2 separate regions of the Homo sapiens genome follow, and region 1 is linked to region 2. The links are chromatin loops, found by intact Hi-C in ENCODE. Cell type or tissue: dorsolateral prefrontal cortex. All regions are shown on one strand. Links, peaks and the distances in the headings refer to the core of each region. The heading gives the core; the rest is flanking DNA.

Evidence for each region. Hi-C counts contacts between places; a loop is a spot of excess contacts. Peaks named below come from ENCODE experiments on the same cell type or tissue, not always from the same donor. Only the 100,000 strongest peaks of a DNase experiment are listed, where the experiment ranks them.
Region 1: it touches region 2 in a loop (4-fold over the local background); 1 of 110 quality-filtered maps calls a loop at or near these places.

Annotation. Positions count from the first base shown.
Region 1 is chr6:16,829,156-16,845,446 of GRCh38, reverse strand. No RefSeq gene overlaps it. Among named protein-coding and RNA genes, the nearest start is that of ATXN1, 76 kb to the right of the region's middle. In dorsolateral prefrontal cortex, for the core only: no CTCF peak of the experiment used is centred there; no DNase peak of the experiment used is centred there; H3K4me3 peaks cover 1,018 bases; H3K27ac peaks cover 2,666 bases.
Region 2 is chr6:16,894,404-16,910,694 of GRCh38, reverse strand. No RefSeq gene overlaps it. Among named protein-coding and RNA genes, the nearest start is that of ATXN1, 140 kb to the right of the region's middle. In dorsolateral prefrontal cortex, for the core only: no CTCF peak of the experiment used is centred there; a DNase peak (open chromatin) is centred at 8,768; H3K27ac peaks cover 1,504 bases.

The sequences.
Region 1 (16,291 bases), core at 5,677-10,676, 65 kb after region 2:
ACAAAACTTTTTAGAAATACATGCACATTCTAGAAAATTCATTGTGTACACTTATTAATAGCACCGTGGCGAAGGAACTGGACTGAGATCCAAGAGACCGATGCTCTGGTCCTTATTCAACAGGGGGCCAATCGTAGGACCTGGGCCCAATCTCAATTCTTTAAGCCTCACTTTCTTTACCTGGAAAATGGGGATGACATCTTCCTTCTCTCACTGAGTCCTTGTAAGGATAAAATGAGACAACTGACAGGAAACACTTTGAAAAGCTGAAATCGCTAAGTAAATGAAATATCTTATTATAGAAATTATCCAAATTCTAAAATGTCTAAGCTCATTGAAAAATAGATATTTGATTATTTGTAAAAATACTATGCCTGGAAATATCAGGCAATAAGTTCCTTGGTTGTACCCATTCTCTTTTTAAAATATAGTTTCTCTATTTGCCCATTTTTTGATGGTTGGGCATTTTTCCAGTTCCTCCATGACCTCTGGAAGAAAATTGTTTAGTGCTTCTGGGGTTAACTTTAATCAATTTCTTAACTTTGTGGGATATAATCAGATAGGTCTAAAAATTTAAATACAATCTTTTTCTGGAAATTCAACTTAATGGGACACTTTCTAATCCTAGAATGATTTTCTAGTCTTAACTTTTCTTTCTTTTTAGTTTTATTTTTCTTTCAAAATACCTAAGCAATTCATGATTATTTTAGAAAATTTGAAAAACAGAGAAAACAGAGGAAAAAAAATTTCCATAATCTCATTGTTTTTTAGAAGTTACCTAAATCAAGAAGTAAAAGACCCCTCTTCATGCATCGGTCCCAATCCCCAGAGACAATCACTGTTTTTCCCAGGAGAGTACGTATCCTTTTTCACTTACGCAAACCTGCCATCAACAGAACACCCATATATGACAATAATTAAATCCCACTGCTTGATAGTCTTCCAACTTTCCATCATATAAAAACCATAGCTTTACACGTTTTTTCAATTTTGTCCATCTGAAGCTATATTTCAGTTCACAGCTTATTAACTTGATTTACAATTTTTATATATTTCGACAGATGGTAAGTGGCCTCAATTTGTACTCTGGCCCCAGGCTCCACAAATGTTCCAGGCAGAGCCGCAGCAGTGAGCCTGCTCCAGCGGGTGCTCCCTGGGTCCCAGCCTCTGTTGGGCCCCACAGAACCCCTGAGTCATCTTGGCCCTAGCCCCCAGGCTCTTTCTGGAAATATGGATGTAGGGGATGGGAAAGGACAGGGTGTAGCAGACTCAAAGGAAGAAGAGGAACAGAGATCCAGTACTACATGACACTGTACTCTAAAGGCTTTTTAACTTTCTGTTCCTGCACTAGACTATAAGCTTTGGAGGGCATTGGCTGAATCATGTTTCAGGCACAGAACTGGCTTTCAATACATAGCTGTAGAAAGGACTGAATGAGGCCGGGCACGGTGGCTCATGCCTGTAATCCTAGCACTTTGGGAGGCTGAGGCAGGCGGATCACCTGAGGTCAGGAGTTCGAGACCAGCCTGACCAACATGGAGAAACCCCGTCTCCATTAAAAATACAAAATTAGCCAGGCGTGGTGGCGCATGCCTGTAATCCCAGCTACTCGGAAGGCTGAGGCAGGAGAATCACTTGAACCCGGGAGGTGGAGGTTGCGGTGAGCCAAGATCACGCCATTGCACTCCAGCCTGGGCAACAAAAAGCAAAACTCTGTCTCAAAAAAAATGAGACAGAGAGAGAGAAAGAAAGGACTGAATGATTGAATGAACAAACAAATGAGGAAAAAAGAGAGTCCCATCACTTATATATTTCCATATATATGGAAACATATAATTACTTACGGATCTCATACACTAACTTATGGATCTCATGCACTAACAATTCTGAAAGCAGAACATTAAAACACTGAGTAAGGTGCCTTTGGCCACTTCCTTTTAAATACGTACCTCTCAGTATATTTATGAAAATAGCAGTGCCCTTAGCTGATAGTCAAATGACATTTTCACCCTAAATATGACTGCTAACATGGAATGCTCTAGCTGAAGTTGTGACCTACTTTTTAAAAGTAATACACCTTGCATGTAGCGGAGATAAACATTTTTTCCCTACATTGTGGATGTATTATCAAACTCATTGTTTGCTCTTGAGTTTAATCATGTATCAGCCCAGAATTGTAATTCTGACCCTGTGAAGTAAAAATGCAACAAGGACTCAAAAGACAGAACATTCTGGGTAAGTAAGGCTCTGTTTGTGCATTTTAGTGGCAGATAAATCTAGTTGTGTTGGCCACATTTAGAGTACAAGTGCCAGTGTTGACAAAATGGCAGCCAACAGTAGGTAGACTCTGCTGCCAGACCCAGGATGACCAACATTTTTATGTCTAAGATCACACTATATTGTTTACACAATATAAAGGAACCATAAAACAAAAACACAAGCATTGCTGAAATATATGGGTCAGTTTCTCATCATGCCTGTTTTGCAATCTCAATATTAGCCATGCTGCCAGGCTTGGATTTCCATGCCTATAATATAGCAATTTCATTTCTAGAAATTTATCCTAAGGAAATAATCAGCGAGATGCACAAATATTTATATACAAAGATTCTCATCACAGCGTTGTTTATATTAGTGAAGCACTGAAAACTGTCTTAATGTCCTACTCTAGGAGACTGGATAAATAAAGCGCGGTGTAGCCAAAGGACATAACATTATAAAACCATTAAAAACCATCATGGTGTAGCAGGACAGCAAATTGTGTGGGAAAATAATCATGGTATATCTCACAGCATATTGTTAAATGAAAAGAACAGTTTGTAAAATAACAGACAATGTGATTCTACTAAGAATTCCACCTAAGAATGCAAAGAAAAATGACTAGAATGCTATAGAGCAGCATTTTAACAGTGATTCTCGTTGGGTGACAGTAGGAGTGATTTTACTTTCATTTTTGTGCCTTTATTTTATAAATTTCCTACAATTAATATGTAATAAAAAATTTGGGAGTATGTAATTCTTAAACATGACTACCTGATATCAGCATTCTGGTTTGTAACATTGATGATTGTCACATTTTATGCTCAACTCCCAGTCTGCAGAGCCCCACACCCAAAGTCCTCTTAACCCCTGTGTTTGGGTATCTGTATGTATTTGGGTAGCTGGCTTGTATGCTCCTTCGATGGCTGGGCCTGTGTCTTCTTCATTTTTGTATCCCCAACATGAAATAAAAGTCATGAAGCAATCCTAGGTTTTCTCAAAGATCCAGGAAAAATTAATCCAAAGAAATACTTCTGAATTCCATGCCATAACTGAATGCATTCCTCCAGCCTCCCAACTGGTTCATGGCACAAAGTAGCCACCCAGGTTAAAACCTTGTAGTCAATTCAACGTGATGGGCTCCAACTGTATCTGTCGAATTTGCATGCCCTTTAGTAAGCATTTTACTATTCACCGTATAGGACTATCACCCAGATTTAATTAAATAGTTGATTAAACATGATAATGGTGGTCATTTCAATAAAGCACTGAATTTCAATTCCTTGTTCAGAACATAATCCTTATGACTACATTATCTCTAGGGGAAAATCAAATCTTTTTTTTTATCTTTTTCCAGGAAAGTTTTCCACTTAGTAGGTGAGAGAATTGCTCTCACAAGGGCGATTCCTGTATTCTGCACCTGGAGGCTGGAGTGAAAGGGTGAGAGGGAATGCTCACCCTTGTACCTGAGCCCTTGATTGGCCCTAGATGTAAAGATGTCATGGACGCTCACCTTAGGATATTTATGACGTCTAATGGAGTCAGCGAGCAAGGGCATTCCCTAGAATATCTGCTGCAGCTTTAGATGCCAGTACACGTAACTCTCTGGCAGGTAATTAGGGACGAGGCAATCTAGTCTAGACTTTGGGATTTTTCTGGTTGGTTCCTGCATGCCCAACCAATCAATATGCATTAATCATTGAACGCTTATTGTTAACATGATTCAGCCTCAATGATTCATCTGCATTACACACAGGGAAGTCTGTTGTGACTGGAGATGGGCAAAAGAGTTAAAGGAATGAAGAGACGTGTTTTGCCTAAAGGTGCAAAATATTTCTGTGATAAGTGATGAGAGCACCATGGTGGGGTGGAGAGCAAATGCAAATTCATCAGGAATTTCCAGAAATGTGCGGACGGCGCCTTCCTAGCATTGTCTGCATGGCAAATTCAGCACTTGGCGTATGCTACTTCGAATTGTAATTATTTTTCATTTATAGATACCTTATCCTTCCAGCTTTGTTATACACTCCAGAAGGGTAGGGGCCACATTGCTTACGTCTGGGTCTCCAGCACCCAACACCCAGCCTCAGAGAGGTAGCCCCTCAGTACTAATGATGGGAGATAGCTGCCTCCTTGGTGATTGTGATGATGCTGCCGGCAAAATCTGCCATGCTGACCAAATAAAGGTAAAACTTTTGGAGGTGCTGTCAAGCTTGATTGCCCAGTGAAGCTTCTTTGGCCTGCTAATCACTGAAAAACAGGCTCTCTCACTCATATGAGATCTCCCCTCCTTCCTGTTCTCAGCTAGAAATACCATGAGAACAGACTGTCTCACAGTGTTTTCAGATTTCCACTTCTAGTCCCTGCCAAAAGCAGGAAGTGCAGAAGTGGGCGATAATTCTTTTTTTCTTTTTAGAACACTTTATTAAAGAGTTTTGGTTGTTACTTGTTTTTCCCCCTGAACCTCATTAGAATTAATTTGAGCAATACTTTGAATTCACATGATGATTTTCTTACAAGGCACACAAAAAGCCTTATTTATCAATGCCATTTCCCCATAAGGTAAGGTAGAAGGAGCTACCGAGGGTAATGAACATTAAAGATGGAAGGCACCTTGGGGATTTTCTACTCTGGCATATTTTTTAACTGATGAGAAAATTGAGACCCAGAGTCATCGAGTGGGGGTATTTCCTGCTCTGTGTCAGCACATGCCTCCCTGCCGTGATACAACACAGTCATTCTCTTGTCCTGCACTGCCACCACCCCTACCCTATCACCACTTTCCCTCCCCACCCCCACATCTATTCTACCCCTCTGCTCTCCTGCTCCTTTCCCCAAAGTCAGCCCTTTCATTTTGGGAGAATCAATAGCAGATAACCATCATTAAAAGGACCAAGAATAATCACCGTGTCTGACTGTACTTTTGGAAATGAAGGAAGAAAGGAGGAAAAGGAAAACAAGAAGGAAAGAAGAAAACAGAGGAGTAAACATAACATAAAAGGGGGGAGGGAAGAAAGCAAATGTTTATCAGAGACCAAGGAAATGCCTGCTACCTCCTTTCAACATAATGCAGCAACTCAACATCCGGTTGGATAAGCTGATCTATTGCATGGCACCATTTTGGTTCTACCTCCTGGGGGTCATTTTTCTACCCCACCTGTTCTAATACTCTCCCCATATCTTAGATCGATGCCCAAGGGGGCAAGTGAGTCCTCAAATGAGAGCCAGAGGCAAAGCAGAAGTAGGCCTTACAGGTTCTATGGACTAAATTGTGTCTCCCCCAGCTGCATATGTTGAAATTTTAACTCCCAATATGACTGTTTGAAAATAGTTCTTGCTAAAGGAGGAAATTAATGTTAAATGAGGTCATAAGGATGGGGTCCTAATCCAATAGGACTGGTGGTCTTATAAAAAGAGGAAGAAAGAGTGATCTCTCTCTGCACACACAGAAGAAAGGCCATGTGAGAACACAGTGAGAAGGGTGCCATCTTCAAGTCAGGAAGAGAGCCTTCACCAGATACTGAATGGGTCTTTTGATCTTGGACTTTCCAGACTCAAGAACTATGAGAAATAAATATCTGTTCTTTAAGCCACTCAGTCTGTGGTTTTTTGTTATGGCAGCCCCCTAGCAGAGTAATACATGTTAGTTTTTTTTTTTGTTTTTTTTTTTTTTGAGATGGAGTCTCACTCTGTCTGTTGCCAGGCTGGAGTGCAGTGGCGCGATCTCGGCTCACTGCAATCTTTGCCTCCCGGGTTCAAGCCATTCTCCTGCCTCAGCCTCCTGAGTAACTGGGATTACAGGCATGTGCCACCACACCCAGCTAATTTTTGTATTTTTAGTAGAGACAGGGTTTCACGTTGTTGGCCTCGATCATCTGACCTCATGATATGCCCACCTCGGCCTCCCAAAGTGCTGGGATTACAGGCGTGAGCCACCGATCCCGGCCTACATGTTAGTTTTTAATTGTTAATTAAGTTAATTGTCATTGATAAAAGCCAGAGTCTGAATTTTTCCGATGACACTCTAAAGTCTCATGGCTGTTCGTTTCATACCTCAGGACATACCTTGTATAATGGTTTCTCATCATTAGCCTACATCTCAAGTAGCCGATCTAAAGTCAATCATCATAGGACCAAACTGGGTGACAGCACAGTACAAGATCACAGAAAAGGCATATCCTCATTCATCAGCTGACTACTCAGGACCACATTCACTTCTTCAGAGAGAGGTAGGTTTCCTCTGAAGCTCACAGAGCTGTAGCGTCAGGGTACCACACTTGCATGGGCCCCTTCCTAAGCCCAGTACTTAATTTTGTTTTCAATTTTTTAAAGATTTTAAAGGTAGAGGCCCCCCTGCACCAATATATGTGCCTGATACTCCCACATTTTGCCCTGCATTCGACACGTATGTATTATGCCAGGCCTTATGCCAGACACTAAAAATATAGTAGGGAACAAGATAAGGCCATCACAGTACAAGTAAATGAGTATCAGAATAAATAGATGATCTGTATAATTTAGGCAGAAACCATCCAAATGCGTAATAGTGGAGGTGGGAGAGAAAGAGGAGTTTACATTCACTTCACAACAACTCAGCAGATACAGCCCAAATCCAGTTTGCCCCCTTCATGTCCCCAAAGGCTCTGATGATGCACATTTTTCAACTGGAGGGAAAGATGATTGACTGAAAGCCTGCTGTGTTTTGAGTAAAGAACTCAGTATTTTGCATATGTTATTAAATTCTTACAACATCCGTGTGGCATGAGCACGATTATCCCTGTGTGGTGAGGACAATAAAGCGCAAAGAGGTTAAATAATGTGCCTCATGGTGGAGCTCCCTTTACATACACCCAGGCCTACCTGACTCCAAAGCCCACGAAGCTTCCAGGCTGCCAAAGCTTCTGCCATGAGCCCCACGGCTGAGGCCAGGCTGAGAGCAGGCAGGAGATAATGGAGAAAGGGTGGGGACAGGGAGACTCAGCCTCTCAAATTATGACTGCAGCAGTTTTCCAAATGGCATTCTTTTCACATTGCTGCTACGTAGGGCCCAATTCCATAGTACAGTAGAGTGCGTGGTGGCAGCAAATGAGCACAGGGCTGCAGGCATCTCCGTGCCTCTGAGTGCTGTGCTCCGTCGCTTTTCCACTCTTTAAAGGGCTTCGAGCTCTGTAAAATTTAGTTTTAAATCCATGAACCACCTGGCTGTCGAATCATGCTTACACATCTAAATTCTATGAGAAAAATAAGCCATTCAAATTTTGAAAATTTTCAAACTGAATAAATCATGCTTGGCTACAAAATCTTCACCCTGCATAGCCCTTATGTAAGCGCCTTTGTGGAGGTTTCCTTGTTCAGCCAAAAAAAAAAAAAGTGTCAAATGATCACAAACCACCCTCTCCTTTGGCTATGAGTATAACAGGAAGCACTAAGATGATAAGTCATTTTTCTCCTTTTATCTTTTTAAAAGACCAACCAGAAATCTAATGTGAACAAAGCTAATGTGATACTAAGTTTGCAAATTTAAACTAAGAGTTCTGCAGTCAAGACATGCAAAGTTTCCATAGCAACATTAGCTCTCATCTTTAGGATTTTCAGTTCTATTAAAGCCATTAAAATCATACTTTTGTATATACAAATGTATACACAATGTGAATCGAATTTAAGATTGAGGCTTATTTTCCACATTTTAATTGTAAATGATTCCTGTTATGAGTTCGTATGCGTGTTTTGTGAGTACACCTTTTGTAAATGAATAGTATTAAGCAGTAGGTTGATTTATTTCGTTCTTCCCCCAATTTTTGCCTCTTTTATGTTCCATTTCCTCAATACCCTGGATGCTGAAAGGGTGAAGGATAAGGATGTCAGACTGCTCTAAACCACACAAGGAACCCACCTTGCTATAGTCATGGTGCCACCTCCAAGTATAACTCAAAACCAATTTCATTAGGGAGGGAAAGGTCTCAGCAAACGTTCTCCCAGATCAGATGGATGGACTCACAGAGGCTACCCTCCAATGGGTTTCCCTATCCCTTTTGGAGCTGGAAAGGAAACTGGCTTTACTAGTGGCCACAAACACAGCCGGCTACAGGAAAAAAGAAAGTGTCTCCTCAAGCTAAGCCTGAGTAGAGAACCTAGTAAAACCCTACATCAGTTGGAAAGTGTAGTCACTGCAACATATTTCATGAGCTACCCATAGAAAACCTCACGGGCAATGAACATTTCCTTGGGGAAAAAAAAAAACCAAAACCAAAATAATTGTAGATTCTTGCTAGCAGTGTGGATGGTGTTTATTTTTCCAAAAATGAGTGAAGCAGATGGGGATGGCAAGGATGCCGGAAGATTCCCGTGATGTCCCCTCATATGAGACAGTGTCGGACAGTTGCAGACACTGGACTGAACATGGAGGAGGGAAAGGAAACATTTCTTCAACGCACTTTCAGTCTGAAATAGTATCACGGTGTCACAGACATGCAGAAACCCTCAATGAAACAGACAAATGGATGTGGCAGAAGGCTTAAAGTGAAACCAGCCTGCAATGATCAGGGCTATTTTTAGTTTTCTAATGAAGAAAGCAGCTGTATTCAGAAAGGCTGTCACTCGCTGCTTGTGAGACCAATTTGTTCTTTTCCGGGGTTCCAGTATTCATCACCAGTAAACCTCCTCTGGGATCCTCAGAAAGAGGCCCCAGACAGCAATTACTGTGGGTTTGGCTTTTTTGTGTTGTTTTTCTAAAGAGGTTTAGGAGAAGGTTCTTAAGAATCTTGGTTAATAGACCTATTAGAACCAGGGAAGAATAAGCTAAATAATAAGCTGTCCCTAGCCTTTCTGGTACAAACCTGATCCCATACAAATCAGTTTCAAAGCCTTAAAGAGCAAAGGACAAAATTCCAGCTTACTCTTTCTATGACCTAAGTGGCTAGTCTCTCTCTCTCTTTTATTCTCTTTGACTTGAACTGCTAAGCAAGAACATAGAAGACAGTAGACATTCCCCGGAAACTGAAAGGCAAGCGCTGGAGAGTGACCCACTTTTAGAAACAAGAGTGAGCAAAAGAGAGGGATTTATTGTCTTATAAAAGAGGCACTGAAGGATAGGTACAGTAAGGGAGAAAGTTGCTATCCCAGCTCCTGACAAGTCGGGTTTCAGCATAGGTCCTGTCACCCTCCATGGGGGTGCAACATTCTGTGGATGCTGTACTCAGATCTCACAATATGGTGACGTTTATGTGTCAACTGTACACGGAATCTTGTCAAACACAGCGAACCCCAACTATGACCTTTATTAAAACAGCTCTGGGCCGGGCGCGGTGGCTCACACCTGTAATCCCAGCACTTTGGGAGGCCGAGGAGGGTGGATCCCGAGGTCAGGAGATAGAGACCATCCTGGCTAACACGGCGAAACCCCGTCTCTACTAAAAATACAAAAAAAAATTAGCCGCACGTGGTGGCGGGCCCCTGTAGTCCCAGCTACTCGGGAGGCTGAGGCAGGAGAATGGCGTGAATCCGGGAGGCGGAGCCTGCAGTGAGCTGAGATCGCGCCACTGCACTCCAGCCTGGGCGACAGAGCGAGACTCTGCCTCAAAACAAACAAACAAACAAACAAACAAAACAATTGCTCTGACCTGGCAGTAAGGCATGTTTTCTGATTTTTAAATATTTAACTTTCTGGCAGAAATTGCCCATTATGTTAGCAAGAACTCGTGAAGGCGCAATAGCCCTGCAAATGTGGGGCGTGAATCATAGCCTCAGGACTGAGCCCTTCTCTGGAGAGGAAGAATCAACAGAGAACCTCCCCGAAACCTCACCCTCAGCCTGTGCACCCAGTGGCACCTCACAATTTAAAGGTACCTGGCTGGGGTGTTGGGAAACAATGGCACATCCCTCTAAATTCACCCTAGACTGAAAAAGAGTTTGAAAACCTCTTCCAGGTTAAAAAAAAAGAAAAGGAGGCTGGATGCGGTGGCTAACTCCTGTAATCCTAGCACTTTGGGAGGCCAAGGCGAGTGGATCACTTGAGGTCAGGAGTTCAAAACCAGCCTGGCCAACACGGTGAAACCCCGTTTCTACTAAAAATATTTTTAAAAAATTAGCTGGGCGTGGTGGCAGACGCCTATAATCCCAGCTACTCAGGAGGCTGAGGCAGGAGAGTCGGTTGAACCCAGGAGGCAGAGGTTGCGGTGAGCCGAGATGGCGCCATTGCACTCCAGCCTGGGCAACAAGAGCAAAACTCCGTCTAAATAAATAAATACATAAATAAATAAAAGGAGGGGGGAGGAGGAATTGAGGAAGTAAACAGACAAGCAAACAAAAGCATCAATAAGCCCCAAACACTAAAACCCAATGCTGACCTTCCATCATCTGCAAAATGAGGCTTGGACTCCATGATATTTCAGTCTCCTCTCAGTTCTGAAACTTCGACACAAGAGATGAGGAAACCATCCTAAAGCGTTCACTTCAGTGTGTAAACGCTCTCACTTTGTGGAAATTCTTCCTCTAGCCCAGTGGCTCTCAGCCCTGGCTGTACCTTAGAATCACCTGGGGACCTTTTAAGAAATACTCAGGTCCAGGCCCAAGGTCAGACTGTTTAAATCAGACTCTCTTAAGGCCTCCATATTTTTCCTAACCACCTTCACCAGCCTAACTGAAATTCCTTCTCGTTTCCACCTCATGAACACTCAGAACAGCCACTTAGGACAGCTAAGCAGGAGGCTCATTCCAGGGCTGGATCTGTACTGCCCATCACCATAGCCACCAGGCCCATGTGATACTGAGCCTCGAACATGGGCTTGTCCAGATGGAAATGCAAATCAAGTAGGAAATACACACTCAGTTTCCAAGATTTAGCATGAAACAAAAGAATGTAAAATATCTCATTTAAATCATTTTAATTGATTACATATTGATTGAAATAATAATTTTCCAAGACGTTGGGTTAAAGAAAATATATTATTAAAACTAATTTTAATGGTTTCTTTTTATTTTGTTTAAGGTGCCCCGTAGAGAATTTAACCTTACACATGCAGTTCCCATTCTTTTTTTTTTTTTTGAGATGGAGTTTTGCTCTTGTCACCCAGGCTGGAGTGCAATAGTGCAATCTCAGCTCACTGCAACCTCTGCCTCCCAGGTTCAAGCAATTCTCCTGGCTCAGCCTCCTGCGTAGCTGGGATTACAGGTGCGCACTACCACGCCCAGCTAATTTTTGTATTTTTAGTAGAGACAGGGTTTCACCATGTTGGCCAGGCTGGTCTTCAACTCCTGACCTCAGGTGATCCACCTGCCTCGGCCTCCCAAAGTGCTGGGATTACAGGTGAGAGCCACTGTGCCCGGTCTTACGTTCTATTTTTATTAGACCCCCATTGTGCTAGACATAACTTTAAGGTATTATTAATTTTTCTTCTCTAGCATTCTCTTCTCCACTCTGGAGAGTCTCATTTCTTTTAATTTTTCTCGAAATTATTTTCCAGTACTAAGGGCTATTGTTGCTCTCCTCTGAGCCTCTTTCATGATGGAGCTTTGAGTAGATATAATTCATTTGGATTTGGAATTTTTCAACTCATGTCCAGCTCCCAGTAGGAGCTACTGGCTGGAGTGTTTGGGAGTATTAGAAAACCTCCTAAGCCAAAAATACCTCCTCTAACTATCTTCCACAAGACCATTATAAATATTCCTTTGGATTAAGGCACTAGTTCAAAAGCCTTTACCAAATGTTCCCATAAATGCTTAATCCATTAATACTCTTACCACGTTTGCAAAGAGTAGCATGCTTAGAGAATGGGATATAGAACAGGTAACTTACTTTTTTTTTTTTTTTATAAGACTTACATAGATCAGGAAAGGCCTCTCTGGGGTGAGGAGAGGTTGGAGGGGAGGGATAAAACTGGTTAAAGAACCCACCAATAGGTGCTCTGGGCAACCAGGCAGCTCATCAGAAGCTAGAGGTTTCTCAGCAAGCTATAGAAAGCTGAACATATTCAAAAAAGATCTTGTCCCCTGAACAATTTTGCTGAAGGATTGATCCCACTTCTTAATAATAAAAAAACTCATGAAAAAAATTCAATCCTTGTAAATAAAGATTAGCTATCTTTTGCCTTTCTTTAACCAGTAACTTGTCTAGGCATATTTTAAAAAGAATTCTGTTTACAAAAATCCTACTTAATCACACCCACGGCATAGAATGAAGCACCTATATCCCAGAAAGGGTCAGTCAATCATTGGAAGTAATGAGAGGATTGCTTTGTGAGTCATTTTCAACCCCCTGCATTCGTCTGCATGCATCTCAGGATTTCGCTTAATCTTTCAACTACACGTACGCTCTGTGGTCTGGACACCACCTCTCCAGAGTGTTTGAGTGGCCAGTTCTTCTCTTGGTCCTGGGCACTTGGCATTTCCTCCCAGGGTGATCCTTCAAGAGCTGGGTTTTGTTTGTTTCTGGCATCTTTGTTCAACTGACCGAAGCACCTTGAAATGCTGATGTCCTCTGCGGAGTTGCTGGTGGTCACCCACCCTGCAGGTCATCTTCCCAGGTTGGGACCAACCTCAGGGTTCTTAGCTACTCCCTCTATTTTCTCAATCCAAGTGACCTCGGAAAATGGGCAACAGCCAAGCAGTGCCTAGGAGGAAGCCCCATGGTGGGGACAGGACCTCAGCAGTTAGGGTGGTTCCAGCTCACCACTTCTAAGCTCTTCCCTTTCAGCAGTGAGCACTTCCTCTCCTGTTGGCTCTCTGCTCTCCCACTTCCAACCCTGCTCCTTGAGTGTGTCACTTAACCCCTCACTCATTTCACACTCCGCCTCTGAAATCCCCGTTCTTACTCAGCATCGTATATCCCATGTGAAACCCCTTCCAATGTGCAAACTTCCTACTGCCCTGAACAGCATGCTGCTGTGAAAGAGTAATTCTCTGCCCTCTTGTGTTGGTTAACAACCCAGTGTATATAAATCAATGTTGTATTGCCAAACAGTAATGATTAGGAAATCTGCAAGCCCAAGTTCCAGTTAAATGGAGGGCTGGACAAGCTCAGCCTGGGGCTCAGAATTTAATCACACTCTCCTGCCTTGATACATATCACCATACCTGGCACGCGATTCTATTTTTGCATCTGTCACACTGAACTGGGATTTGTATTAAAGCCTGTCTCCCCTGCTACTCCTTGTGGGAAGGGAATAACTTTTGTTTTTCTCCTTACCTTTAAACCTACGATAGTGCTAGTTACATATTGGGTACTCAATAAATGTTTGACGAATTAATGAAGTAAGTTAATCAGCTCTGCTCAGCAAATAGATTGGAAAAAGAGATCTCTCTCAGAGCAACATGAGAAATCTAGTTAGTGAGCCATGAGAAATGTGGATATTTGAAGCAGAAATGATCAGTTTCTAAGGCTGGTCCTTATAGGGAAGTAGACAGGAGGCAAAAAGGCCTAGCAGCCTGGCAAGTGAGCATTTTCAACAAACAGTACAGGGCAAGAAGGAGCAAAGAGGCCAGGCGTGGTGGCTCAAGTTTGTAATCCCAGCACTTTGAGAGGCTGAGGCTGGCGGATCACAAGGTCAGGAGATTGAGACCATCCTGGCTAACATAGTGAAACCCCTTCTCTACTAAATATACAAAAAATTAGCCGGGCATGGTGGCGGGTGCCTGTAGTCCCAGCTACTTGGGAGGCTGAGGCAGGAGAATGGTGTGAACCTGGGAGGCGGAGTTTGCAGTGAGCCAAGATCGTGCCCCTGCACTCCAGCCTCGGCAACAGAGCGAGACTCTGTCTAAAAAAAAAAAAAAAAAAAAGGAGCAAAGGGACAGGGCAGAGAGATTGACATGCCCTCTGCATCTTGGGCACCAAGCCATGGGGACCTGAAGACAGGCAGGCATCGGCTAAACTTGGCAGGACAGCACACAGCCTGGGGAAGATTCAAAATGACAGAGAACCCTGTGAGTGCAGCACACTTCCTGTCTGCAAACTTGTTGCGGAATATGAGGCTCTTCACATGGGCTAGGGTTCCTGGACCACTGACTGGGGACTGGACGGAACACTTTGAAGTGGGCCAGAAAATCACCAACTCGCCACCAAGCGGGTCTCCCTTTGCTGACTTGCCCCTCCATAAAGGTGTTTCCCACCCTTGTAGGTCTCACAGTGCAGTGCCTGCACACACAGCATCAGCATCAGCATCGCCTGGAACTTGTTGTACCTGCAGATTCTCTGGTCTCACCCAGGCCTGCTGAATCAGAAACTCTGGGGAGGCCCAGCCATCTGTTCTTGAGGAGCCCTCCAGGTGCTTCTGGTGTGTATTAGACTCAGAAACAACATCCTAAGATTCTTACACGATTACTCTGGAAGCGTAGTCCCCAGGCGATGCTAATTCACAGCCGAGGTTGAGGACACTGGCTCACGACTTCTAGGAGTTTGTGTGACTTGAAGCAAGTTTCTTTGTTCTTTCTTTCTTTCTGCCTGGACTTGTTACCTCTTCTGTAAAATGAGGATTAAACCATCTTATTTGCTGCAATGCAAAGCGCTGAATTAGACGATTTCTTGAGGTCCCTTTCAGCTCTAGAGAAAATGGTCCCTTGATTGCTTGGGGGAAAAAAAAAAAAGGGAAGGACAAAAAAGGAAAATAGAAGACAGAAAAAGAAAGCACCAAGAGAGGTTGGTATGATAGAGAGGCAGCCAGCCAATGCTCCAAAGACAAAGTGTGGCTTCTAAAGGTGGCTGTGGAATATTTTTAGCAGAACCAAATGTGGGCATACCTCATGTTGTTGCACTTGCCTTACTGCCCTTTTTGGATATTGTGTATTTCACAAATTGAAGGTTTGCGGCAACGCTGTGTCCAGCAAGTCAATTGGTGACATTTTTGCAACAGCATGTGCTCACTTCATGTCTCTGAGTCACATTTTGGAAATTCTTGGAATATTTTACACATTTTTATTATTATTATAATATCTGGTTATCTGTGATCAGTGATCTTTGACTTAGTTGTTTTGGGGTGCCGCCAGCCGTGCCCATAGAAGATAGCAAACTTAAATGATAAATGTGGTGTGTGTTCTGACTACTCTACCAGCTGTTCCCCCATCTCTATCCCTCTCCTTGAACCTCCCTATTCACTAAGACACAACAATATTGAGATTAGGCCAACTGTTAATGCTGCAGTGGCCTCTAAGTGTGCAAGTGAAAGGAAGAGTCACATGTCTCTCACTTGAAATCAAAAGCTAATAATGATTAAGCTTAGAGAGGAAGGTATGTTGAAAACTGAGATAGGTCAAAAGCTAGGCCTCTTGCAACAAACAGCTAAGGTGTGACTGGAAAGGAAAGGTTTTTGAAGAACATTAAGCGTGCTACTCCAGTGAACTCATGAATTATAAGAAAGAAAGAGACTTATTGCTGATATGGAGAAAGTTTGAGTGGTCTGGATAGAAGATTAAACCAGCCACAATATTCTCTTGAGCCAAAGCCTAATCCAGATCTAGGCCCTAACTTTCCTTAGTTCTTTAAAGTCTAAGAGAGGTGAGGAAGGTACAGAAGAAAAGTGTGAAGCTAGCAGAGGTTGGTTCATGAGGTTTAAGGAAAGAAGCTCTCTCCATAACATGAAAGTGCAAGGTGAAGCAGCAAGTGCTGACAGAGAAGCTGCACCAAGTTACCCAGAAGATCTAGTTAATATCACTGATAAAGATGGCTACACCAAACAACAGTGGAGATGCAACAGCCTCCTATTGGAAGTACATGCCATCTAGGATTTGCATAGCTAGAGTGAAGTCAAAGTTTGGCTTCAAAGCTTCAAAGAACAGGCTGACTCTCTTGTTAGGGGTTAATGCAGCTGGTGACTTTAAGTTGAAGCCAATGTTCATTTACCATTCTGAAAATCCTGAGGCCTTTAAGAATTAGGCTAAATCTACTCTGCCTGTGCTGTGTAATTGGAAAAACAAAGCGTGGATGACAGCACATCGGTTTACAGCAGGGCTTACTGAATATTTTAAGCCCACTGTTGAAACTTACTATACAGAAGAAAGGATTTATTTCAAAATATCACTGCTCATTGACAGTGCACATGGTCAC
Region 2 (16,291 bases), core at 6,250-11,249:
TTTGTGTTGTGCTGTTTATTTAGTTTTTTTATTGTGGTGATGGTTTTTCTTTTGCATGATATATCTCATTACATTCAGATGTGTAATAAAATTGGTCTGTAATTGCTCTGATCTCACAGTGCTGAAGAGCTGTGGAAGAGAGGGAGGATCAGGGAATAAATTTTATCCCAATTTGGATGAATCATTCCAATGCATCAGTTTAAATTGTCTCTGTAAGTAGCACAATTTCTGCTTAGATGAGAAAATAACATCAAGTATTTCAAAGTTCTGCCATCCTCCTAGGGTGACCAATTTATACTGGTTTTCCTAAAAGTTTTCCAGTTTTCACATTACAAGTCCTGCACACCGGAAAACCACTAAGTCCCAGACAAACTTGGACAGTTAGTCACTAAGTTCCTCCAACTTGTCTCCAAGATGATATCTGATTTGGGGGGCAATGGTGTGTGTGTCTTCCTCATCCCTGTGGTTGCAGAGGAATGATTAAGTATGAACCAAGTGACCTATGTATTCTTACTGGCCACCAGCCAGAACTAGTGAACAGAGACTCAATAGTCCCATTCCTGGCTATTTTCCTAGAGCTGAAGCAATGTGGTCTATGGAGCAATGGCTATCTCTTCTTGATGACCAGGCTTTATCTCAGTGGTCATTGGCCCAGGGAAACCCTGTGTTCTGGCTAAGACTCACTCATTCTTCCTCCAGATTGACCCATCTTCCCCACAACCTTCACGTATAGGGCCACTGCACAAAAACCCATACAGGCAAGCTCTTCAGACAACACTCTTAGCTACCTTTGACATCTCTCTGCAAGGCACACTAGAAATTCTTTATTCTGTCCACAACTTGAGCAACCCTGTGGGACTAAACCAAGATCCTTTATCTGCCTAACCATATGACGTCACTGAATTTAGTTTCATGTGTCACCTTCAGCTTGTGGGAACAGTGAATGGTCACCTTTTGCCATCGTGAAAGGGAAGTGGGTCAAGGTGATCTGCAATCAGCATTTTCCTTAACCTGCCTAACATCCCTTCTCAAACTGAAAGCTGAGCCTGGGGATCAGGAAATATATCTGACTGCCCATTTCTCCTACTCTGGCTCCCTTATTTTCTCACTATTCTGGGGGAGCTGAAAGAGACGGGATTTGGGTTTTTCACCTCTTCTTTGTCATGTGCTTCTTCTATAGGCCCAAAGCATAAAGAAAACTGATCCACCAGGTCCACCTCTTATTATGTAGAAGAGGGATTTTAAAAAAATTGTAATCATTTTTCCTCTATAGCCTGGCTTTCTAGATTCACATCTCAGAAATTGAATATTAACTCTTTTTTTTTTTTTTTAAAGATGGGAGTCCCCCTCTGTCATCCAGGCTGGAGTACAGTGGCATGATCTTGCTCACTGCAGCCTCCACCTCCGGGATCAAGCCATCCTCCCACCTCTGCCTCCCAAATAGCTGGGGCCACAGGTGTACGCCATCATGCCCTGCTAATTTTTTGTATTTTTGGTAGAGACAGGGTTTCACTATGTTGTCCAGGCTGGTCTTGAACACCTAAGCTCAAGCAATCCACCCACCTTGGCCTCCCAAAGTGCTGGGATTACAGGCATGAGCCACTGTGCCCAGCCAACTCTTTCTTCTTGCATTTCAGTCATAATATTTTCATCCTCCCCTTGCCCTCTCTATGCCCAGCCAGGAGGCAAATTCAAAGGAAAAGTACATTTGTATATTTCAAAGTAAGACTTCCTTACATGTGATTTCCAAACTTTTACTTTTAACCTTCTTTAGTTTTAAATGTACTTATAGAAGACAATAATTCTTCTGGATTTTCTTTTTTTTATTTTTAGAATCTTTGTATTTCTGTGAGGGAGTTTTGTCCTTTATATATTGGCAAAATTGATATCCTCACCTTACATCTGTTACTAATATTAAGCTTTCTGTTCCTGTAGGGCTCCTTGCTATTACTACCTTAAAATCTTTTTATTATAAATTTTTCATCAGTTGTGATTTGTAAAGTATGTATCATAGTCTCAAATCTGTTCATATGTTATTTCCCAAAGTTTCATGGGGGTATTAAGAGCTGTTACTCACAGCAAAGAAATTGTGCCATTAAATATGTTTGGGAAATTCAGGATGAATTAAACAGCCTTCTCACTGTAGTTCTTATAATTTTTAATATGTTAATGAATTTTAGGCTACAACAGCAGAAAATACACAACAGGCCAAATTTATTTGAACACAGAATCCCTTTCCCAACAAACCTTTAGTGAAACAATTGTCTTATAGAAAACTATTGGAAAAATGTGGTGCTGATATTTACATTTTTGCACCTTTTATGTAAATATTAGTAAATAAAAGTACTACTGTCATCTGCCCTAAATATTCTCTGGTTCCTCCTGAGGTTTATTTTCCAGCTTTCTCCACTCTGCTTGATGGCTCAGAGACTTTCTTCTATGGGCTTCAGCTGGGTTTCCTCTTCCTCTGGGTCTCAGTTGGGTTCAGCCCATGAGGCTCTGGCAGGAGATGGAAGTGTGGGAGGAAAGAGCCCACTCTATCTACTTCCCTGGTGCCCTTCCTGTAGGGCCATGGATTGGCACAGCTGTGTGCTTCTCTTGAAGGCTGCAGCTCCTGGCAGGAAGCGCTTCTATAATTATCTATTTTTCTTTTCCTTACCTCTGCAGACCTAGGAGTTGGTAACAGCTACCTGCTCATACTATCCCCAAGTGTTTCGCCATCTCTTGCTGGTCCCGCATAACCTCCTACAAGGGTTATGATAAACCTTCATTTAACTCTCCTCAGTTATACCTTGGGCATGAATGATCAGTTTCATGTCAGTTTTCTGATTCACATAGTGCCCACTGTGTAAAATATCAAAATTAACACACTTATGCTTTCTCATCCCTTTTCCCCTGCAACCCCAATTTTTGTTAGTTAATATGGAATTTTTTTTTTTTTTTGAGACAAGAGTTTTGTTCTGTCGCTCAGGCTGGAGTGTAGTGGCACGATCTCAGCTCACTGCAACCTCCGCCCCCTGGGTTCAACTGATTCTCCTGCCTCAGCCTCCTGAGTAGCTGAGATTACAGGCATGTGGCACCACACCTGGCTGATTTTGTATTTTTAGTAGAGATGGGGTTTCACCATGTTGGTCAGGCCCATCTTGAACTCCTGATCTCAGATGATACGCCTGCTTCGGCCTCCCAAAGTGCTGGGATTGCAGGCATGAGCCACTGCACTCGGCCGTTAATATGGAATTTTATATGTAATTTCATAGTTTAAATTATTATTAATATGATCATCATTTTATGTTGAACATTTTGTCTATTAGGAAATGTTAAAATAAATGATATTTTGCATTCTATCTCTTCAATCATACAATAAATATTATTTAGAATAACTGGTTTAAATAGTTTTAAGACTCACTTTTAGTACTTTTGTACCAGAGTTTCTGTGTTCTTGAACGTTACTTTGGTTAATCACTTGGTTAGCTAGAATAGTTGTCAAAAAGAATACATAAATTTTACATTTTCACAGTCATTGCTTAGTTTACAATATTTTTCTTTGTCTTTCTCAGAACAATCACTGGGCTTGTTGTGAAATTCATGAATCGACATCCTCTCAAAACTTTTTAGACGTTGTTTCCATTATCTACTGTATTTGAAGATTATCGAGAAATTGTGTGGGGCCAACTCAATTTTTCTTTGAGGCTCATTACGTCCATCTTAGTTTCCATCACTGCCAACCAACATTTCAGGGAAAAATATCTGCATTTCAAAAACCTTCCCCTTCTTTCCTTCCTTCCTTCCTCTCCTCCTCCTTTTCTTTCTTTCTTTATTCTTTCTTTCTTTCTCTTTCTTTCCTTCCTTCTTTTTCTTTTCCTCTCTCTCCATCTCTCTCTCTGTGTCTCTCTCTCTCACACACATACACACTTTAATATGTGTAAATATCCTGCTCTTCTAAATCTCCTATGTGATTTAGCATTTAACCACATTTCTCGCCTATTTCAGTCTTTACCATGATGCTTGCAAGATGATGATTTTACAGTTTTTACCAGTTGGTCTCTAGCACTCAACTGTAAACAAGAGCCCTCTCTTCTCCCTGAATTATTTATTTATCTATTTGTTATCAGCATGGATGCATGATTTCCTACTTTTTTTTTTTCCAATGGTTTAAAAGTCATTACTGTACTTAATTATTTTAGTTCAGAATTTCCCAGATCTGGCCAGTGGGAGTCTCTCCAATCTGAGACACTCTCTTTAGACATTTAATTGCTCATTTACATCAAGATTAAGATGCAGGGAATCAGATGCTTATGCTCAAGTCACCAGCCTGTTCTAGAACTGACATCATTTTCTCATTGTACATTTGCCCATAGCCAGAATAGGCATTAGACATCAATGCACTCAGTTCTTTCTACATTGCTCAACCCCTCCCTGATGACATTATTTTGTATACTGATTGCTACAAGCTTCTGTATATATGCACATACAGAGAAATCTGTAGAAAAAAACTTTTTTAAATCAGGTCACTGTAAAGCAAGGTCTGACATATTGTACATAAATTCAAATGTGCTTATGCAAAAATCTATCTAAAAATATAAACCTCATGTCTGCAAAATCTAATGATGTGTGTGTGTGCATGCGCGCACACGCGTCTGTGTGTGTGTGTGTGTGTGTGTGTGTGTGTGTGTGTCCACTATGGCTGGGAAACATCCAGGGAAACAAGCTATCTCTTATTAAAACCACAGTGAAGGTGGCATTGGGTGCAGCTGGTTATCAAAACCAGGCTTTCCCACGGCTTGCAAATGGTTGGTTCTGAGAATAGTGGAGTCCAGTAGAACACAGAAGAGGGAAGGAAGCTGGTATGAATTAGAGCTGAAGCCAAGCCCAAGGCAGAGACTTGATGTCAGATACCGAGCAGAAGACTCTGGCCTCAGCTCAGGTGAACCGGAGGTAGAGGCAGCCTAGTACTCTGGATAGCTCCTGAGCACAAAAGGTTTGCTAGGCTTGTAATCTTCCAAACACCATTTTGATTCTCTGCTGTGTCTGGAATTCTCTGTCTCAAAAGAAAAAAAAAGAAAAAAAAATCTTCTATGCCTCTCATGTTCCTGCTGCCCCTCTATCCAACCATGTAACCATTTCCATCCTCCTAAGAGCTTTTGCAATCTTCGCATTGGGTGGGAGGGGTTCTCATAGAGTAGTCATATCTTTAGAGGGGTCTACACAGCCCAGAGTAAGGACTCTGGGACAAAATACCAAAAAAAAAAAAAAAAAAAAAAAAAAAACACAGACAAAAATCCTGGCATTCCCCTCTCTTACCTCTGTGTGGGTGAGTGTTGCTGCTGAGAGTGGCCTCTCAGGATACCTCCTTGCATGTGTGCATGGCACGTGAATGTCTCAGAGGACTACATGCAACAATTCACAAACTCAGTTTTTAACCCCCCTTTTGCCATTCAGCTTGTGACACGTGGCCATCAGAGACAGCACCCAGAGTTACACAGCACTCCCTTCCCAATGAGGCTGCCACATGTCACCAAGAGCTGCAGTTCTCTCTCGCACATTTTGCATAATCAGTTTCTATTCTGTCGTGTTCTCTCACACATGGTGCTCTGAGACTATTCTGGAAAATAGAGAATTTTTTCAGTTTAGATGAGTAGCATGATTTTACGTTGTGCTCAGCCTGTTTGGTAAATGAAATCAATTACTCATCTATCTGTCAGATGAAGAGAAAGACACATGCCTGCGTTTAACCTGTTTTTAGATCCAGAGACCATCGCTTTGCTTCCATCACACTGAGAATAACAACAATCCGCATCATGGCCCTGAGAGCTGATGTTTGCATTCAGATTTCTAACTTAAAAAATTCCACACCATGGGTTTCTGCAATAGCTTCTAAATGTTTCCCCTCCTTTGAATACATTCTACATTCTGTAAGCCATTCCCTGATCAAAGCTTTGAAAGCACTACTTACTACTTGGCTTACAGATTGAGTTTTATCATTGACTGGCTACCCAATCTAGTAAAATCACACCTTCTCCAAGCCGCAACTTCCTGAAAAGTAACATTGGGATCAAAATACTACTTCTTCCTTAAAGGATGGTTAGGAGAACTCACCGAAAAATTGTAGGCGAAGAGTTTTGTAAATTATAAATTCTTAGAAGGTGTTCATTATTTCTATAATCTTTCTATGGCTTCTCACTACTGAAATTTCAAACTCTACTCCGGCATTTAAACAACTCTTGGACCAAAATCCACCCAAACACGTTTTTGTCATTTTTGTATGACTCCCTGGTGTGAAAATTCTTTCCCAACTGAACGTGTATACCTGCATTTTCACTGGGTGTGGCCAAAGTTGAATAATAAAGTCCAGAGAAGTGCAAGACAATGGAGAAAAAGGCAAGAGTACCAGATAAGCTGGCAAAACTTAGATTTCAGTAAATATTTTAGACTTGGTTTTTCACCCAACTCACAATGCTCAAGTGCAACCACTCAGCACCTTTATGTTGGAAAGATGATTAGGGTTTGAATTACACCAATGACATTTTCCAAGTATGTGACCTTAGGACACTCACTTATAATTTCCTTTCTTTCTCTGCTGAAAAGTTTGAACCTTACCAGACAGTTGCAAAGAGTTGATGTGGCAAAGTATGTATATATATACACATACACATACATATATATATATATATACATGTACATATTTTTTAAGTGTTAAAATATTAAAGGACTGCACAAATGTTAGTTTGCCATTGTTGGGTCATTGCAAGGGCTGGTGAATTCATAGTGCTTAAAAGAAACCTGCAGAGCAATTCTTTTGATCCATAAATCCTTGTCTAATCTCTATGGCAGATGACTCCATTAGTCTCTCAATAGGTCTGTCCTCAAATTTCATAAGCAGCGCCATTGTAAGGGCAGAGGAGAAGTAAACAGTCTAAAAATAGTTTCCTCACTAATTTCCCCTAAATTTGGAGAAACAGACAGTGTCTGTGAAAGCAGTAGCCTCGTGCTAGAGCATTCATGGATGAGTCAAACCCCTCTCCATCCGCTGCCAGATTTTTATTCATTCAGGGGCTGTCGACTCAGTTTGGGGCTCTGTTTTCCTTCCTCTTCCTGCCCACTGCCTCCTTCTCAATCTCCGTTACCCATTAGCACACCTCCCCATGGGAGGACCAGGAAAGAAGATTGATTAAGTCAAATAAGTCGATATGAGTACTTTTTAACAATTTACACCGGTGAAAGAGCAGGTTAAATAAGCTGTGGTTTGTAAGCACTCTGTGAACTTCATTCATCTATGACCGCTCTTTCCCCTTCAACAGAACCACAGATAACTAGAGGTGGACTCTCTCGGAGCCCCTCTAGTAAAAACTCAGCTTCTTTGGCAAACAGCCATAAAGGAATTTTGATGTGTAGGGTTTTGTTTTTTTCTTTTTCCTTTTACAAATAATGAAATGCCACTCACCTACTTAGAACCGCTCTATGGACCTTGAGGACACCCAGGCCAGGAAATGGCAGCCCCCAAGAGTGTGGCTACCCTGGAGCAATTGTCTTCATAACAGAAGCGGGCAGGACATAAGGCGAAGGGGGAATATCCTTCAGCCAAATCCCAATAGAGATAGTGCATTCTTCACCTGAATTGCATTCCGCAAGCATACTTCCAAGATGTATTCACTCCCCTGAAAACAAGCTGCCCAAACATCTGTGGGGAGACAAAGGAAAACATGGGGAAGGAACCCAGAAATGATATTTCAGCATAAACGTGGGAAGAAGTACACTGCAACTTGCAAACAGCCTTCTGTACCGCATGCCATAAATTAACACAATATAAATTTATACATATTTACACCACATAGTCTCTAACTATATAAATCCTCAATACTCAGACTTGTGGAGTAGGTGTAAGAGAACAGTCCATATGTTTATTCATGTTCTGTGGAACTCTAGGGAACTTGGTGATTACACACACACACACACACACACACACACTCTCTCTCTCTCTCTCTCTCCCTCTCTCTCTCTCTGTATGTGTGTGTGTATAATTAAAGGTGATTCTAAATGTTTAAATCAAATTAATGCCTAAAGGCAAAACACTATTTTTAGAAAATGGTGCCATTTTTCAGATAATCACAGCCCAAAAGAATTTTAATTATATTTAACTAAGCTTTTCCTAGTTGGTTTATGTATTCCAAAACTTTGGTAAATAGTGACTGATCTATACATAAAGATTTTGTAGAGTAAACTTTTTACAGATGGAAAAGACAATTTAAAGGACTATTCCCTAGGATCTGTTACCCATATGAAAGAAAGTAAGATTAAAATACAAGATTTCACAATTTATACTTGGAAACTTCTTAGCTAATGAGAGACTTTGTGATATCTTGAGGGTTGGGGGTTGGGAGGAAATATCAGAATAGTGGGAATCTCCTCCTGGCTCTGCCATTTACTTCTTATTCTTGGAAAAGTCCCTTCACCTCTCAGAGGATAAGGGAGATAGTAATATCTGCCTTGAATAACTCAAAAAAAAAAATGTAAGAGTCAATGACACAGAGCTGCTGTGAAAGTACTTGGCAATTGTAATGTCTTTATATGTACTATCAAGTCATTGTTATGGTTTCTTTTATAATTCACTAAGCAAACAAAATGCATTCAATTTCTTTTATAGCTTTCTTGGAAGAAATCTACAGCTGGGTTGCTGTTGACACTCTTTGTATCAGAAGAAAGCCATCCACGATGGTCAGAGAAGCACATCACAGCACCGATTGCCAAATTGCTTTGGCACATGCATGTGTGTGGGCGGGGACTGTGGCTGTGTCTTGGACACTGCCCAGCACTCAGTGGGCACTTATTAAATATGGAATAACAAGAAGTATTTTAGAGGGAAATGGCTGTCTGACACAAACAAGACAGCAATTTTTTCACATGTCACCCATTTAAAGGTGTAGCAGCTGTGGAGTAGAGCCTTTATTGTATATGTAGGCACCAAAGAAACGTACTAAAATAGAGTTGCACTTATCATAGCCAAAGTCATAACTGTTACACAATGAAGAGTAGATGCTTAATCTCTGCTTTGCTTTACACTGACAGCGAATAGAATCGATTTCAAATGATACCTTGTCTCTATTTCAGTCTGCCTTTTTTCTCCTCCTTGAAACTATGAGAGGATGCTAGTTATGCATCATTTGAGGACTGGAGAAGAGAAGTCTTTCTTCTGCTTTCTTCTGCCCACATCCTTATAAGTGTGGAAAAAGTCTACACATCACAGAGATGCCCTTAGACTCCATATAATGGCCAGGACATAAACCCAGACTCATGTGCAATGATAGAGGGATGCTAGGTTCATGCTGACACCCCTGTCCACTCCACCACCATCACCAATGCCACCATGCCTAGCACAGCAGTGATGGCTGCAGCGGAGTTACCCGGCCTCATGCTCAGTGAAGTCACTGGTAACTACGACTCCACATGAGGAATAGATTTTTGCATGTATAAAAATTAAGAGCAGTACCTCAAGGACATGCGGGAACACCAGGTTAGAGCTAAGCCCTGTGCAGCCTCATTTTTAGGAGTGAAGGAAGGACCAGTAATGAAGGAATAAAAATATTTGAAACATTCACTTTCTCACACTTTTATGCCACTCACAGTCTGCTGGGGACAAAGATGTGAAGTTAGGAATGTCCAATCAAGACTAACATTTTCGATTTTAAGATCACAGATCACTTTGCCAGTCTGATGAAATCTATGGACTCCTTTCCAGAAAAATGCATGTGACACAAAATTGTAAATATAATTTTAGAAGGTTGATTGCCACCCAAACCCTGTTTAAGAACTCTGCTCTGAAGAATTAAGGGAAAGACAGCAAGGGAGGACTACTTATTAGGCTTGTATAGAAACTGTAGGGCTAAAATGGAGTAGAGTATATTAGTTTCCTATTGCTGTCGTAATAAATCACCCCCATTCAGTGCCTTAAAACAACACAAATTAATCTTCTTACAGTTGTGGAGGTCAGAGGCCTAAAAATGGTTCAGTAGAGCTGCGTTCCTTCTGGAGGCTCTAGGGGAGAATCTGTTTCCCTACCTATCCCAGCAGCTGATTTCTTGATTCACAGCCCCACATCACTCCAACCTCTGCTTTCATTATTATATCTTGTTCTCTGACTCTGACTCTCACCTGCCTTTTATAAGGACCTCTGGGATTGCATTGGACCCACCTGGATTATGCAAAATAATCACCTCATCTCAAGATTCTTAACTGAATCACCTATGCAGAGTTTCTTTTCCCATGTAAGTTAACATATTCACAGTTTCTGGGATTTAGGATGTGGACATCTTTGGGGCCATGATTCAGCCTACCACAGGTTGCTTCAAGGTTTTCACTTTGCACAGCACTGTTTGAGAGAACAGATTGGCATTCACGCTAGAAGAGTTAGCCAGAAATTGAAGGTGCGTATTTGATTGACATCCAAGCTTCTATATCTTCAGGAAAGTTACCGAATGGGGCCAAATCTAAGCAATGGGAAGGAATTAGACCTCCATGCTTGAGAAAAGCCTAATACTTTTTGAACCCATGACTCCAGGGGAAAGTTGCCTGACTCACTATATCTTGAGTATCTTGAATGGAACTCTGCAAACTGGCTCATTGAGAACCTCAAATGGTAACAGCTCTGAAAGACAAAGAAGAATGAAGAATACGCTCAAATAAGTTGAGCATGTGTGCTAGTCAAAATGATTTGTATCATTCTCCTCTCAATTTTCCTGATACTTGAAAGCCACTTTTTTCTAAAATTTCTAAATTATTGTATTAGTCTGTTCACATGCTGATATTAAGAAATACCCAAGACTGGGTAATTTATAAAGAAAAGAGGTTTAATTGACTCACAGTTCCGCATGGCTGGGGAGGCCTCATGGCAGAAGGCACCTCTTCATAGGGTGGCAGGAGAGAGAATGAGTGCAAGCAGGGAAAATGCCAGATGCTTATAAAGGCATCGGATCTCGTGAGACTCACTCATTAACACAATAACAGCATGGGGGAAGCCACCCCCATGATCTAATTACCTCCACCTGGTCCTGCCCTTGCCATGTGGGAATTATTACAATTCAAGGTGAGATTTGGGTGGGGACACAGAGCCAAACCATATCAATTATATAGATAATCTCCTCAATTGTCCTTTTCATTTTGTCTAGATGGATAGGATAATGTCCTAGGTAGGATCTGAACTTGTTGAAAAAATAATGAACATAGGTCATACTATATTAGGACTTTGCAATTACCTGGAGAAACTCTTGCAGATTTCATACACCACTAAGAGGTGCTATTCTTAGCAAGATTCACACTTGGTATGCTCAATTTCAATATGAACTCAATATTTGAGGAGAAGGAAATTAAATCAGCACTTGGGTTGTTGTTTTCTTTTTTGATCCACAGCAGACTGGTCTGTCTGGATCCTGCGATCAAGATAGAATGTCATTATCCTGGTTTTTGTCTGTGACCTGTCAGAGCGGACGACTGGGTTTGAACTGAAAGGCAGCACATATGCTTCTGAAATGCTTAATTGTAGCAACACAGAAACATTGAATAAGCTTCATGTTGAAAATGTTGTCATTTCTCTTCCTAAGCCCTTCAGTGTTAAAACTGGGCAAAAAATAGATGGTCGAGCAAAGGCTGTTGTTTCCCTGATGTTCTCAGAAGCCAGCTCCCAGTCCTTGGCTTAGCCTTGCTGCCGAGTTTGAACTGAAGCTGGTGAGCAGATGAATGCTATATATCTCCCACAATGAAAATCAATTGTAGGCTTATATCTTTCTAGAGCATTGCACCAGAGTACTGTTGATCCGCTTTTTTGCTTTAAATGGAAAACCCTCCGGGGAAGTTTTGTGTACTCTAAACAAGATCTCTGTAGGATCAGATAATAGGGTCTGTGTGAATGTAATACAAAATAGAGAGAGAGAGGTGGGTGGGGGGGCAAGCATGCTAATGCAGATTAGAGATTATTCAGCTGAGACTTTCATTTACTGAGGCGCATAATATAAAAATGCCACTATCTCAACTGCCATTTTCTTGTGATTTCTCCAAAGATTTTGGGACGATTATTTTTAAAACAAATGCTTTAACTCTCAAGAAGTCAGTTCTGGAAACTTAATATGTGTTTCATCTATGCTATTTGTATTTTTAAAATTGCACACAATTTGAAGGTAATACTTAAAGAATAGTGGATCTGATTATCATTGATTTCATTTGGATAATCAAGGAATACTTGTTTTGAAAGGGGGTACTTTTAAAAAAGGAAATAGAAAATGTTTACATACCTCAACTTAAGGATCCAAAGGAGAAATGTCTGATGCACAGGATACAATGCATATGATAAGGACACTACTTTTAGTACTATGATTACCAAATAGGACCATGTCATGAAATTCCATTTGTCAATTCTTGATATGTTCCTTCTTGTATTAATCAGGGTTGTCCAGAGAAACAGAAACAATAGGATAGATATATACATATATATAAAAAGAAATTATATATACATATACATACGTACATACACACATATCTATCTATCTATCTATGAAGAAATGCATTATAGGGAATTGGCTTATGCAATTATGGAGGCTAATAAATCCCAAGATCAGCAGTCAGACAGCTGGAGACCAAGGAGAGGCAATGGTGCGGTTTTAGTCTGAAGGCTGGCGGGCTTAACACCTAGGAAAACCCAATGTTTCAGCTCAAGTCCAAACATGGAAAAAAAAATGATGTCCTGATTTCAAGGTAGTTGGACAGGAAGAGCTCCCTCTTACTCTCAGAAGGGTCAGCCTTTTTGTTCTATTCAGGTCTTCAACTGATTGGATGAGGCCCACCCACATTAAGGAGGGTGATTTGCTGTACTCTGTCGACTGATTCAAATTTTAATCTCATCCAGGAACACCCTCACAGACACACCCAGAATGTTTGACCAAAGGTCTGAGAACCCCGTGGCACAGACTAGTTGATACATAAAATCAACCATCCCTGATAACCATCACTCATCTACCCATCCATCCGGTCACTTATTCATTTGCTTGATCTACATTATGAGCACCAACTGTGTGCCAAATTTTGGGGCTAGGAGCTGGGAACACCGAAACAAATAAGGTGGATTTGACTTCTAGCAGGATGGCATGAGGAGCTTCACAAACCTGCTAGCCAGTGAAACTGGTTTAAAAATATATATTTTTTTCTTTTAGAGATGGGATCACCCAAGCTAGAGTTCGGTGGCACAATCATAGCTCACTGTAGCCTCAAACTCCTGGGCTCAAGTGATCCTTCTGCCTCAGCCCCAAGAATATGGCATGCACCAGCACACCTGGCTAATTTTTTATTTTTTATTTTTTTGTAGAGATGGTGTCGTGCTATGTTTCCCAAGGTAATCTTGAACTCTGGCCTCAAACAATCCTCCCTCCGTGGCCTCTCAAATTGTTGGGATTATAGGCGTGAGCCACCATGACCAGCAAAATTATTTTTAAAAACAAAACAAAAATAACCATTTAAAGTCTCTAGAAACTGTTCTAAGGGAATACAGCAAATAAAGAAGCATTTAGGAGAACCTACTAAAACTGAGTAAGAACAGTGAGAATCTGTGGTATTTGAACCAATATCACTCCCTCCTTCTCCTCTCCAAGCTTAGTGAAATGGAAACTACACTCCAGACAGCTAAGAGCACACGGCTCCTTCTCCAGACAGCTCCCAGTCAGAGGATGTCAGCACTTCTCATCTTGTCCTCAGCTACCTGTTGCTGAGGCTAAAATCTGGGTGAGTGTAGCCAAGAGATAGAGGATCCCTTCCTCCATTCAGCCTGCGCTTGTGGGATGGTTTTGTATTGGGTGCAGTGCTGCTGATTATACAAAGGCCCTGATTGCTGTTGTATCATCTCTCAAGGTGATGGGTCTATGCCAGGGGAAGTAAGCTGAAAAGACCTGAGGCTACTAGCCCCTCTCCTTTCCATCAAACATTCAGTTCCAAAAGTGAGGTGTCACTCAGAGAGAAACACACCATTGTCCCCACTTCCAGCCCCAGATCTACAGTCCAGAAATTTTGCCCAAGTAGAGAGGCAGACTATAAAGCAGAGAGCCCCAAGTCTCTTCCTAAAAGAACTTACTTCATTCACAAGAAAGTGTGCAGAAGTTCAAACCTAAGTGCACTCTCGAAAACAATGGACTTGTGGTTAAAAAACAACAAAAAAAAAATTAAAAAAAAAAAAAAAACCAAACAGCTGAGAAGACATTGACAGGTTCATTGGAGATATATGCTAAACTGTAGGTCAGCTATTTTGCTGGAGAAAACACCCAGGGAAAGAGATAACCAGCAGGAGCCCTAGAAATCTGCTGGGCATTCATGGAGCTCAACATCTGGGTGCAGTCAGTGAAAGAGATAGCTAAAGAGAGCTGTGCCACTCTGCCAAAACCACTGTCATCCCAGAGTGACTGCAAGCCTACCCAATGCTGTACCCTCTGAAGAACATCAGAGACTTAACACAGAGGAGTGAGGAGAACAGAATTCACTAAAATTATGCAGTGGCAACCAAACAAATAAGCAATAAAAAGCCTGGGCGGTGGAAGGACTGTATTCAGAGCTGCTATAATGTATTATCTAAAATGCCCAGTTTCCAACAAAAAATTATGAAACATACAAAGAGAAAGTATGAACCATGCACTGGAAAAATAAGCAGGTAACATAAACTGCCTATAAAAACAACAAAATATTGGTATATCAATGACTTCAAAGTAGCCATTACAAATTTGTCAAACAACAAAAGGGAACCATAATTAAAGAAGTAATGGAAGGCATAATGATAATGCCATATAAAATATACAATATTAATAAAGAGATTGGAATTACAAATAAAATGTAAATCATGGAGTTGACAAGTACCATACAGTTGACCCTTGAACAATGCAGGTTTGGGGCACCAACACCCCACACATCAAAAATATTACATGTAACATTTATTGAAAGTTGAATTGTTTAATATGTACCATAGATTGAGATCTGCAGCTGTGGTTGCTTGCCATTTCAAGATATTTTTTAAAAAAGCAAATTCATGAAATTTACATTAAATTTGCATATAACTTTTGATCCCCCAAAAGAGTCCTGATCATAAACCCAACTGCATTTGCACAAAAGAGTAGAGTTAGCCCATCCCTTCCTGCCTTAAATCCTGATGCTCACTTCTCTTTCTTACTAATAAATGCCATTGGGGGCATTTTCTTTTTTCTAGAATAGGGCACTTTCATCTGCATTAAAAACCTTTTTAGCAGATATCTTTTCTTATCAACGATTTTCTTAGTGGCATCTGGGAACTCACTGCTGTCTCTGGGTTGGCAGAAAATGCTTCTCCTGTTATCTTGACATTTTCAAAGACAAACTTTTCTCTAAAATTATCAAACCATCCTTTGCTGGCATTAAATTCTCCAGCATTAGATCCTTCAACATCTTTTTGCTTTCGGTTGTCATATAATGACTTTGCTTTTTCTCACATCATATGAGAGGTTATAAGTATGCCTTTCCTTTAGCAATTCTACACCCGCATAAAAGCTGCATTTTCTATATGATGTAAAAAGGTATTTTGCAAAAAGTGCAAGGTCTTCACACTTGCTGGTATAGCTGCAATGATGGCTTCATGAATTTTCTTTTCTTTTCTTTTTTTTTTTTGAGACAAACTCTCACTCTGTCACCAAGCCTGGAGTGCAGTGGTGCAATCTCGGCTCACTGCAACCTCTGCCTCCCAGTTCAAGCAATTCTCCTGCCTCAGCCTCCCAAGTAGCTGGGATTATAGGTGCGTGCCACCACACCAGGCCAATTTTTGTATTTTTAGTAGAGATGGGGTTTCACCATGTTGGCCAGGATAGTCTCGAACTCTTGACCTCAGGTGATCCACCTGCCTTGACCTCTCAAAGTTCTAGGATTACAAGCATGAGCCACCTAGCCCGGCCTTCCTTTTCTTTTTCTACAATGTTCATGCTAGATTTATTTATCTTGAAATGGCAGGCAATCACAGTTGCAGACCTCAATCTATGGTATATGTTAAACAATTCAATTTTTTCTAGGAATGTCATGACTTTTCTTTGCTTCTTGGGAACATTTCTGGCATGACTTTGCATGGGTCCCATGGTGTTATTCAAGGTTTACAATATTACACTAAGCATAGTGAAAAATACATAAGAATCTTGAGAGATCATTTTTTACTGCAATATGCAATTTATTAGAGAGAAGAACTGCTCACAGGAAGATGATTAGTATCACATGTTGTTTTCAGCATATTCTCACAACACTTGAGCTCATGTAA